Regions from separate parts of the Homo sapiens genome. Here region 2 is linked to region 1. Evidence: chromatin contacts called from ENCODE Hi-C data. All regions are on one chromosome and are shown on one strand. The core of a region is the stretch at or near the end of the contact, and the rest is flanking DNA. Distances in the headings are between cores, read along the strand shown. Region 1 holds the start of FRMD3-AS1 (FRMD3 antisense RNA 1). Region 2 has its middle 66 kb from the start of FRMD3-AS1.

The links. A loop is a pair of places that touch in the nucleus more often than their neighbours do. Pooled maps may share reads with other maps.
Region 2: a loop to region 1 is called in a map with no recorded cell type, with 9 times the contacts of the local background. The contact joins the enhancer-like site here to the promoter of FRMD3-AS1 in region 1. A Hi-C loop is called at or near these places in 1 of 168 maps with a recorded cell type or tissue (mammary epithelial cell), 7 of 37 single-sample maps with no recorded cell type and 5 of 50 pooled maps.

Annotation. Positions count from the first base shown.
Region 1 is chr9:83,216,831-83,220,975 of GRCh38, reverse strand. FRMD3-AS1 (FRMD3 antisense RNA 1) reads right to left here and starts at 1,631. Exons shown (of 3, transcript NR_184120.1): 1 at 1,599-1,631. It also overlaps a transcript of RASEF not described here.
Region 2 is chr9:83,151,312-83,155,917 of GRCh38, reverse strand. It overlaps a transcript of RASEF not described here. Among named protein-coding and RNA genes, the nearest start is that of FRMD3-AS1, 66 kb to the left of the region's middle. Within about 2 kb of position 1,442, at least 5 of the 41 ENCODE cell types and tissues checked have a DNase peak (open chromatin) inside an H3K27ac peak, as active enhancers do; they include mammary epithelial cell, where a contact is called at or near this core.

The DNA.
Region 1 (4,145 bases), core at 382-2,881:
ATTGCAGCTCACTAACCACCAAACACTGACTAACTGACCTCGTGCTCCACAAGGCATAACTACAGCTCTGACTGGACAAGAGACTGATTTCAGTAACTTTCTTCTAAGAGACCACAGACCGGTTCTGGCTGATTCATAGAGGCTGAGCGTTGATTACTTTCATGTCCCTGCTTCACCTTTTAATGTGTGTGGCCTAAATTTGACTGTATCTTAATGTTGTCTCCACCCCAAAGTGAACATGTGTTGTATGTTACATACATGTTCATTCTGTGCATATGTATTGACTCATAAATATTCATAAGATTCTCCTATAACCTACTGAATATGTATGTATAGCTAATTTCCTTGGGCATAAATCTCAACCTCTCCCTTTTATCCTCTGAAGTGCCTGCTATTGGTCTCTGCCAGAGGCTAGCTTCTACCTGTCATGATGGCCACCCTGCAAGCTGCAACTCGTTATAAGAAATAAAGTCTCCTCTCCAAATTTAAGATCTCATGATTTTAAGCTGACAATGCCTATACATGAAATAACAGAAGTCAGACCTATAAACAGGTTATCAAAATAAGGTACAGTAAATGCATGAGGTACTAGAGACCCATAGATTATCCCACTCTATTGAGCTGAGCGTCCCGTAAACCTCTAAGACAGGCTATGCAGATACGACAGGTCCTGATTTTATAGTCATTGAAGCTATGGCGATCCCCATTAGCGCAGAAGCGAGTCCTCTCTCACCACCACGCTGCCTCCTGAAGGTGGTCAGGTGAGGCTCATAGTTACTCAGTGTGCAGCCAAGGCTAACGCTTGGCTCCATCAATCCTGAAGTCCCACCTGATTGCCCAATGAAAGATAAAGCTCGGGGGGGCTGAGAAATAATACACGTGAACTGAAGGGCAGTGTAATGTTCCCCTCAAGGGGAACATTATTGCTTTACAAGCGTGGATTCTTTGTTCTGAACCCTAACTGTAAACTAGGAATTGGGGCTGAGAGCTTCTTCCATTTACAGCCCTAGGCTCTGCTCTGCATCCAAGCTCCGCTTCCTAGAAGTGCTGCTTATATTATTAACCAGGCTGCAGCCGGAATTAGCCAGAAACCACACTGTCGGCTCTGCTTTGCGGAAGGAATAGGAGCGAAGGACGAGGCTGCCCCCCAGTGGGAAACCCACAAGAAGCAGCGACGCTTCCAATCAGCTCACAACTTTCAGTATTGCAAGGAGAGGAATGGGCTCCGCATTTCCAGCTCCAAGCACTCCATTTCAGAGCCGCTGGGGAGGATTTTGGGGTGCAAATTCTTTTACCATTACGGGGTAGTGGTATGGCGTTGAGAAATAAGAATAGGCGAACCTCGTATCTACCAATCTCCCAACTCTATAAACGGCCCCTGGTTAAATCCAGATTCCGGATCCTGGCTGGGAGATTTTGATTTAGCAGGGCAGGAGTGGGAAACTAGGGAGGGTTTGGGTTTTAAATCAGCGTAATTCTGATCATCTGGCAAATTTGAATATTCTGCGCTGGGAGGCGACTTTCTGCTTCACTTTCCCAGAACCCGGGCAGGGGTCAAGCCCTTGCGAGTCAAGGGAACCCAGGAGTTGCTCTCTTACCTTTGTATTCCCGCAGCCTCCAACTGCAACTCCGGCGTCGCCCGGGCAGCCCGACCCAGCCAACCTGCCCAGGATCCGCCCATCCGCCGCGATTTCCATGGCGACCGATGGCGCCGCCTTCCGCAGCCTTAGGGCGGGGTAAGCGGGGGACCTAACTCTCTGTCCAGGCACTCAGTGCCCGACCTGCAAGTGGGGACGGAATTCTCGTCCAGGACAGTCAGGCTAAGAAGTAACTTTTATTATTATTATTATTTATTACTTTGAGTACTTCTTGCGCCCATTATTAAAAATTAAGTGTTTCTTTTTTGTTTTTGTTTGGTTCGGTGGGTAGAATATATGTGACATGTTTTTCTAGGATTTTCTTCTTAACATTTTATCTTCAGATTCAAATGCTTTGGACAGACTCACCGACTGCCCGGCTGAGAGAATCTGTGAGGTCTACCTGCCTAGCAATTTGCCTTTGCACGGTCCTCCTGTGAGGAGTGAGGACACACAGGTATGTGGCTTCTGTAAATGTCCACGCTGGGATAGTTCCCAGACCGTCGACTTTCTGTCCCTTTCTTGACTGTCCAGTCTCACCTTTCTCTCAAACACTGCTGCTTCAGCCGAATCCAGATGTGGGAGGCCAGGTTCTCAGGTGGCCTGGTGGGAATGCAAGGGCGGTGCTCTCAGAAACATCTGGGGGCGAGCTTGCCACTCAGAAGCAGGGAAAACTGTTTCAGCTTTCTTTATGAGAGAGACACACCTGGCTGGAGGTGCTGGTTTTTCTGCTTGACAACCCTGAGGCCTGGGCATACCTCAGAGGTGCTTCAGGTAGCTTGGTCAGCATGTTTCAGCTAGTCAGGTCCTACCCCCACGGTCTGTGGGCTTTTAGTTTTGGAGTGGGTATGATGGAGTCCTAGGACCCTGGATGACCTCACATTCAGGGTGCTTTCTTGGGGGCAGTTTGGCTGTTCAAGCTGGCTGGAGGCCAAATGGAAATCTAGACATCTCAGAAAACTGGTTGATATGCTGGGTTAGTGAGGATGAGGGAGGGGAGTGTTGTTTTACTTTTCACAGTAACCCAAAAGAGTTACCATCTATTACTATCTCCATTTTGTAGAAGAGGAAAGGGAGGCGCAGAGAATTTCAGAAACTCCCAGGATCTGGCTTCCACGTGCACACTTGGTACTTTGAATTTAGCTTAATTTTCTTTTTCCCTAATGGAGTGTTTATTCATGCTACCTTTCACCCACTCCTATTAATCTAGCCAAATTCATTCACTCATTTATCAGTAAGCTGTTTCATTTCTGCCCCCTCCCCTGTCACTGTAGTTCCACAGGACCAGAGACAACCACATGTGTTTTATGAAGTTATGTATCTGGCATGCAATTAGGCTCCAAGGAAAGTTTGATGAATGGATAAAGAGCAAAAGACAGTGAGTGCCTCAGAGTTTTTGCATTTATTGGATAAATTAGGAGGAGAAGGAAACATAAGTAACATTTATAATTACCTTTTCTGGACCAGACACCTAAGATATTTTATCCCCCTTTATTCCTGTACCGTGAGATAGGAAAAGTTTAAGACCCACTTCCCCACCCCCCAACTCTATTTTTATGAATGAGGAAACCGAATGTATTAGTCTGTTCTCACATTGCTGATAAAGACATACCTGAGACTGGGTCATTTATAAAGAAAAATAGGTTTAATGGACTCACAGTTCCACGTGGCTGGGGAGGCCTCACAATCATGGCGGAAGGCGAAGGAGGAGCAAAGGCATGTCTTACATGGCAGCAGGCAAGAGAGTGTGTGCAAGGGAACTGGCCTTTATAAAACCATGGTAGTGAGAAACTTATTCACTACCATGAGAACAGTATGCGGGAAACTGCCCCCATGATTCAATTACCTCCCTCTGGGTCCCTCCCATGACGTGGGGATTATGGGAGCTATAATTCAAAATGATATTTGGGTGGGGACAAAGCCAAACCATATCATTCTGCCCCTGGCTTCTCCCAAATCTCATGTCCTCACATTCTGAAACCAATCATGCCTTCCCAACAGTCTCCCAAAGTCTTAATTCATTTCAGCATTAACTCAAAAGTCCACAGTCCAAAGTCTCATCTGAGACAAGGCAAATCCCTTCCACCAATGAGCCTGTAAAATCACAAGCAAGTTAGTTAATTTCTAGATACAATGGGGGGTAAAAGCATCGGATAAATACCCCCTTTCCAAATGGGAGAAACTGGCCAAAACAAAGGGGCTATAGGCACCATGTAAGTCTGAAACCCAATAGGGAAGTCATTAAACTTTAAAGTTCCAAAATGATCTCCTTTGACTTTATGCCTCACATCCAGGTCATGCTGATGCAAGAAGTGGGCTCCCACAACCTTGGACAACTCTGCCTGTGTGGCTTTGTAGGGTACAGACTGCCTCCCAGCTGCTTTCACAGCTGGTGTTGAGTGTTTGCAGCATTTCCAGGTGCATGGTGTAAGCTGTTAGTGGATCTACCATTCTGGGGTGGGGAGAATGACTACAGTATTGAATTTCAGACTTACATGGGGCCTATAG
Region 2 (4,606 bases), core at 193-2,692, 65 kb after region 1:
TTTTTATTGCACCAAACTGCTGTCCTGGAATTTCTGAAACCAAATCATGCTGGCAGTTGACTGCTGAATCTAAGCACCACTTTGGCTCTGTCTTGTATGACTGTTGCAGTGAACAGATAAAATGGAGAAAATTATGTTTTGTTTGTTCCAGAATATTCTCATTAGTACTTTTATAGTTCCACCTCAACCCATTCAAGCTCTAAATGGAAAATGAGGAAGCTTTGTGTATTTTTCACCAGAAGTCCCTTGTCTTTGAAGTCTGAAGGAAGTGTAGGGAACCCAATGATATGGTTTGGCTGTGTCCTCACCCAAATCTCATCTTGAACTGTAGCTCTCATAATTCCCATGTGTTGTGGGAGGGACCCGGTGGGAGATAATTTAATCATGGGGGCGGTTTCCCCCATACTGTTCTCATGGTAGTGAATACATCTCACAACATCTGATGGTTTTATAGGGGGAAATCCATTTTGCTTGGTTCTCATTCTCTCTTGTCTGCTGCCATGTAAGGCATGCCTTTCACCTTCTGCCATGATTGTGAGGCCTCCCTGGCCTCATGGAACTGTGAGTCCATTAAACCTCTTTTTCTTTATAGATTACCCAGTCTTGGGTATGTCTTCATCAGCAGCATGAAAATGGACTAATACACCCAAACACAGATAGAAGAAGGGTCACAGAGCATCCAGGTATTCTAAAGGCCTTAAAATGTATTTATGGCCCTGTAACCTGACTTGGGAATTGAACGGCTCCAAAATGCTGCCCATTGTTCTTGGACTCAGCTGCCTTTGCCTTTTATTCCTTTCTGGTTTACCTCTGGATTCAGGCTGCCTGTTTGTACTGGGTGACATAAGTGTTCTCCCTTGGCTGTGCCTCTTGTTTTTCTTACTAACCCACAAGAGGTGGTGGGAAGAAGGTTAGCTCTGACTCAGCAGGCTGGTAGATGAGGCTAGACTTTGCTACCTCCTTTCGGTGTGATCTTGGGGCAAGCCACACAGAATTTCTGGGCCTCCTTTTTTCATTCTAAAGTAGGAGTGAAAATACCTTCCTCCATTATTTCCTTAGATAGTTGTGAACCCACAGTAAAGTGTTAGTTATTTCACCTACATGAGAACACTTTATTAATGCAATGAGGCAAGGATTCTTATTTTAAAAGCAAGCAGGAAGAAAATAGTATGCCAATGCAAAGACAGAAAAAGGCAGGCTTTAGAAAAATTGGATTGTGAGCAAGGATATCACCATGGGGTAGAAAGAGAGATGGCCAACCTAGGTAGAGAACTTGTGGAAATCATGCTCTGACTCTTTGTGCTTTAGAAGTTCCTGACTTTTGAGTGTTTCAAAGGCCATCAGGTGCACTCAGGAAGTGGGAACACAGGGTCAGGGCAGAGAAGGGGAGGAGACTAGCTTCTTGCCCAGCTGTGAGTTTTCTCACTGTGACTCATGCAGAGAGAAATCTAGTATTCAGAAGTGACTGGCCTGTCTGAAATTACATGACTGAAAATAAGGACTGTGGATGGTACTTTCAGTGCTGGGAAGAAAGGGTTCTAGAAAGGTTTGAACTTTCAAATGAGACCTTACGGTCAAATAGATAAAGCAAAGAGGCCAAAGGAGGGTGCCAGCCAGTCAATTTGCAGAAGACTGTGTAGTTCACAGGGCTTTCCACATCGCTTCTGTCCTTTCCTCCTGACAGTGACACTATACAAACCAGGCAGGTATTGTCCTCATTTTTAAACTAAGGAATCTGAACCCCATTGATGCAAAGACCTGGTAAGTGGCAGAATGTACACTAGAACTTGGGTCTGCTATCTTAATTTACTCTTTACTTTCCAGCTATCTGGAGTCTGTATTTGCCAACGCCCAGACAAGTTAAGCAACTTCTGAAAGGTCACACAGCAGTTAGTAGCAGAACCAGGGCTCAACCAGATGTTGAGACGCTATACGCTATGCATTCTCCACTATTCCATGCAGCCTGTCAAGTGGGTGGTGGAAATGTTGTTTGACAACTGTCAGGTACTCAGCATGGCTGGGAGAAATATCCTGACCTCAGTGAGATGACATTCCATGGCAGTAGGTGACACACTTGAGCCTATCATATGGGCTGCCAGGGAACGTGCCACACAGTCCTCACTATATGGCTAGGCGAAGCTTGTGGAGTTTTATCTTTTTGTTTCCCTTCTTAAGGCTCCCTTGGTACTGAGGACTAGAAAAGAACATCCAAAGAAGAGAGGCGTTAAACAGCCTTGTGCAACAGGTCTGGTATGAGAACTCTACTGGCAGGGGGTGGCATTTGTAAGTCTTTGACAAGTAGCTGAATTACTGGGTTGGAGAAGAAATGCTGTAACTTCCAGGAAGGAAAGAAGGCAGCTCAGGGTCGCCATGATGGAGAAACAAAGGAAAAGGGGCTCAGATAACTTTCTATTGATGTAGATCTTTTCTGAAGTTTTGATAGCATTAGAGAAGGTCTTCTTAAACTCAGCGACAATTTTTTAGGGTTTTGGGCAATATAAATGGTGGGCTCCTTTGAATGTGCAAGGAACAAGAAATTTCATATAAGCAGTAACATATTAAAATGAAAAAGTGTGTTTAATCAGATATATACCATTTAATAAGTGCCTTGTGGAGAGAGCAATATGTCCTAAACTAAGAGAGGGAGAGTGAAACTGAGAGTGAGAACAAGAGAGAGAAAGAGAAAATATGAATATACATGGTGTATAAGGGAAGTGGTGATGTTAATAATGTATCTTTTAAGAGAAAGAATCGATGGGACCAGCTAAACTATGTCTTAACTAAAATCATTATGGCTGAGTTGAAATTTATCAAACATTTCTAATTCCTACTATATTTTATATTATATAGAAATATATGCAAAAACAAGTTTTCCGAAGTGGTCCTTCATGGCAAAATTAAGCAGCACAGAGTATTTTATTAAGGCAGAGTAGAAGACATTGCCATACAAAGTTCTCCAATGATATGCTTTATTTTGGTCTGAGTGCAGTCACTAACTGCCATAGAAGGGGTGTCTGTGGCTAGCAAGGATTAGTCTTGTCAACAGTGCCTAAAGTTTTCCTAGTTATCTCTCGGTTACAGTTGGCACTATCAATACTGAAGACCAATGGAAAATAAATAAGTAGGTTATGAGTTGGGTTTCAGTTATAGTTTCCTGAGTGTGTGTGTGTGTGTGTGTGTGTATGTGTGTCTGTGCGCACATGCGCATATATATTCAGAGAATCAAGTAGCCTTCATTGATCATTTTCAGTATGTTAGAACATAATGTGAAATTCCAAGGAAGGAACCACTTGGTATTTTTAAAGAGAGAAGCCTGGAAAACCCCCATACAACATTTTCATTTTAGTTCCATGCATGAAGAAAGGCAGTGGATTAAGGCAATGGATTTTTAGGCTTAAGCAGAGGCTTGGGAGGGAGAAGATGTGTATCAAATCCTAACTCACCTTCACCAAGATGTGGTCTCTTTCTCAACTTGGGGTTCCTTAGAATGAGGGGCTAGAGGAAGAGAGATGGTGTATAAGGGCCCTTCCAGCTCTTTATCTTTGAATCTGTGATTCATTGTCATGAATGAAGAGCAAAATACTAATTATTCAGGAATTGGTCATCCTTTCTGTAAAATTTTAGAACTAAAAGAAGCCATTTGGACCAACCTCAGAATAGTTAAACTATTTGATTAAGGCCACACATTTAGTTTTTCCTAGAGTAGGGTCAAGATTTAGGTAATTGATTCCAAGCCTAGTGTCCCATCTGATTTTATCCTCTTACAATTACTGGGCACCTACCATGAGTGACACTCTGTTGTTAGGCACTGGGAATGTCAGAAGGCATAAAATTCAGTCCTGTTCTCAAGGAGATCATAGTCTTACTGGGGGAGGGAAGATAACTGTCTGGGGAGATACTGACAAACACCAGCACAAACAGCCTCTGGTCCTTGAAGTATCTTCCCCTCTTGGTTTTGCGACGCCGTGTTTTGGGGCTTTCTCTTACATCTCTGGCAGCCTTCTGGGACTTCCTGGAAAAAAATAATCTATATCTAGAGGAAAAAAAAGTCTCTATTGTTCCTTCACACCACCTGCTTTTCAGGTCTGAATTCCAGCTGTCAGAGACTGACGTCTGTAGGAAGTTTTTCCCTGGCACAGCAGAGCCATAAGCCTTTGTGTTACTTTTCAGTATCTCCAGAGGTTTTAGGAAGGATGATGTCTTCTTAAAATGCATTTAAATTAAATAACTGGGTGCCCAGAATGAGGCCAAAAATTAATCCTGGCTCTTCTGCTAACTTGCTTTGGGAAAGTGACTTAACTACTCAGTCTCTTGGTTTTCCAGTTGCAAAATGGAGATAATATTTGCCAATGTATCCTCTTTTCAATGTTGGAGTTCATTAAGATTTAGAACTATTATATAACACTGTTTCCCCAGGCAATGGCATCCATTCCTCTGGCTTCAGTCCTTACCTACATACTAAGAAGTCTACATCCTACCTGCTGGCCCATCTAGAAAGCTGGGGGCTAACACAGCCCGTTTCTGGTCCCACCTGCATATTCAATCAGTCACCAAGTCCCACCACCTAAATTCCCTAACAGGCCTCTTGGAAATTCCTTGCTCTCTT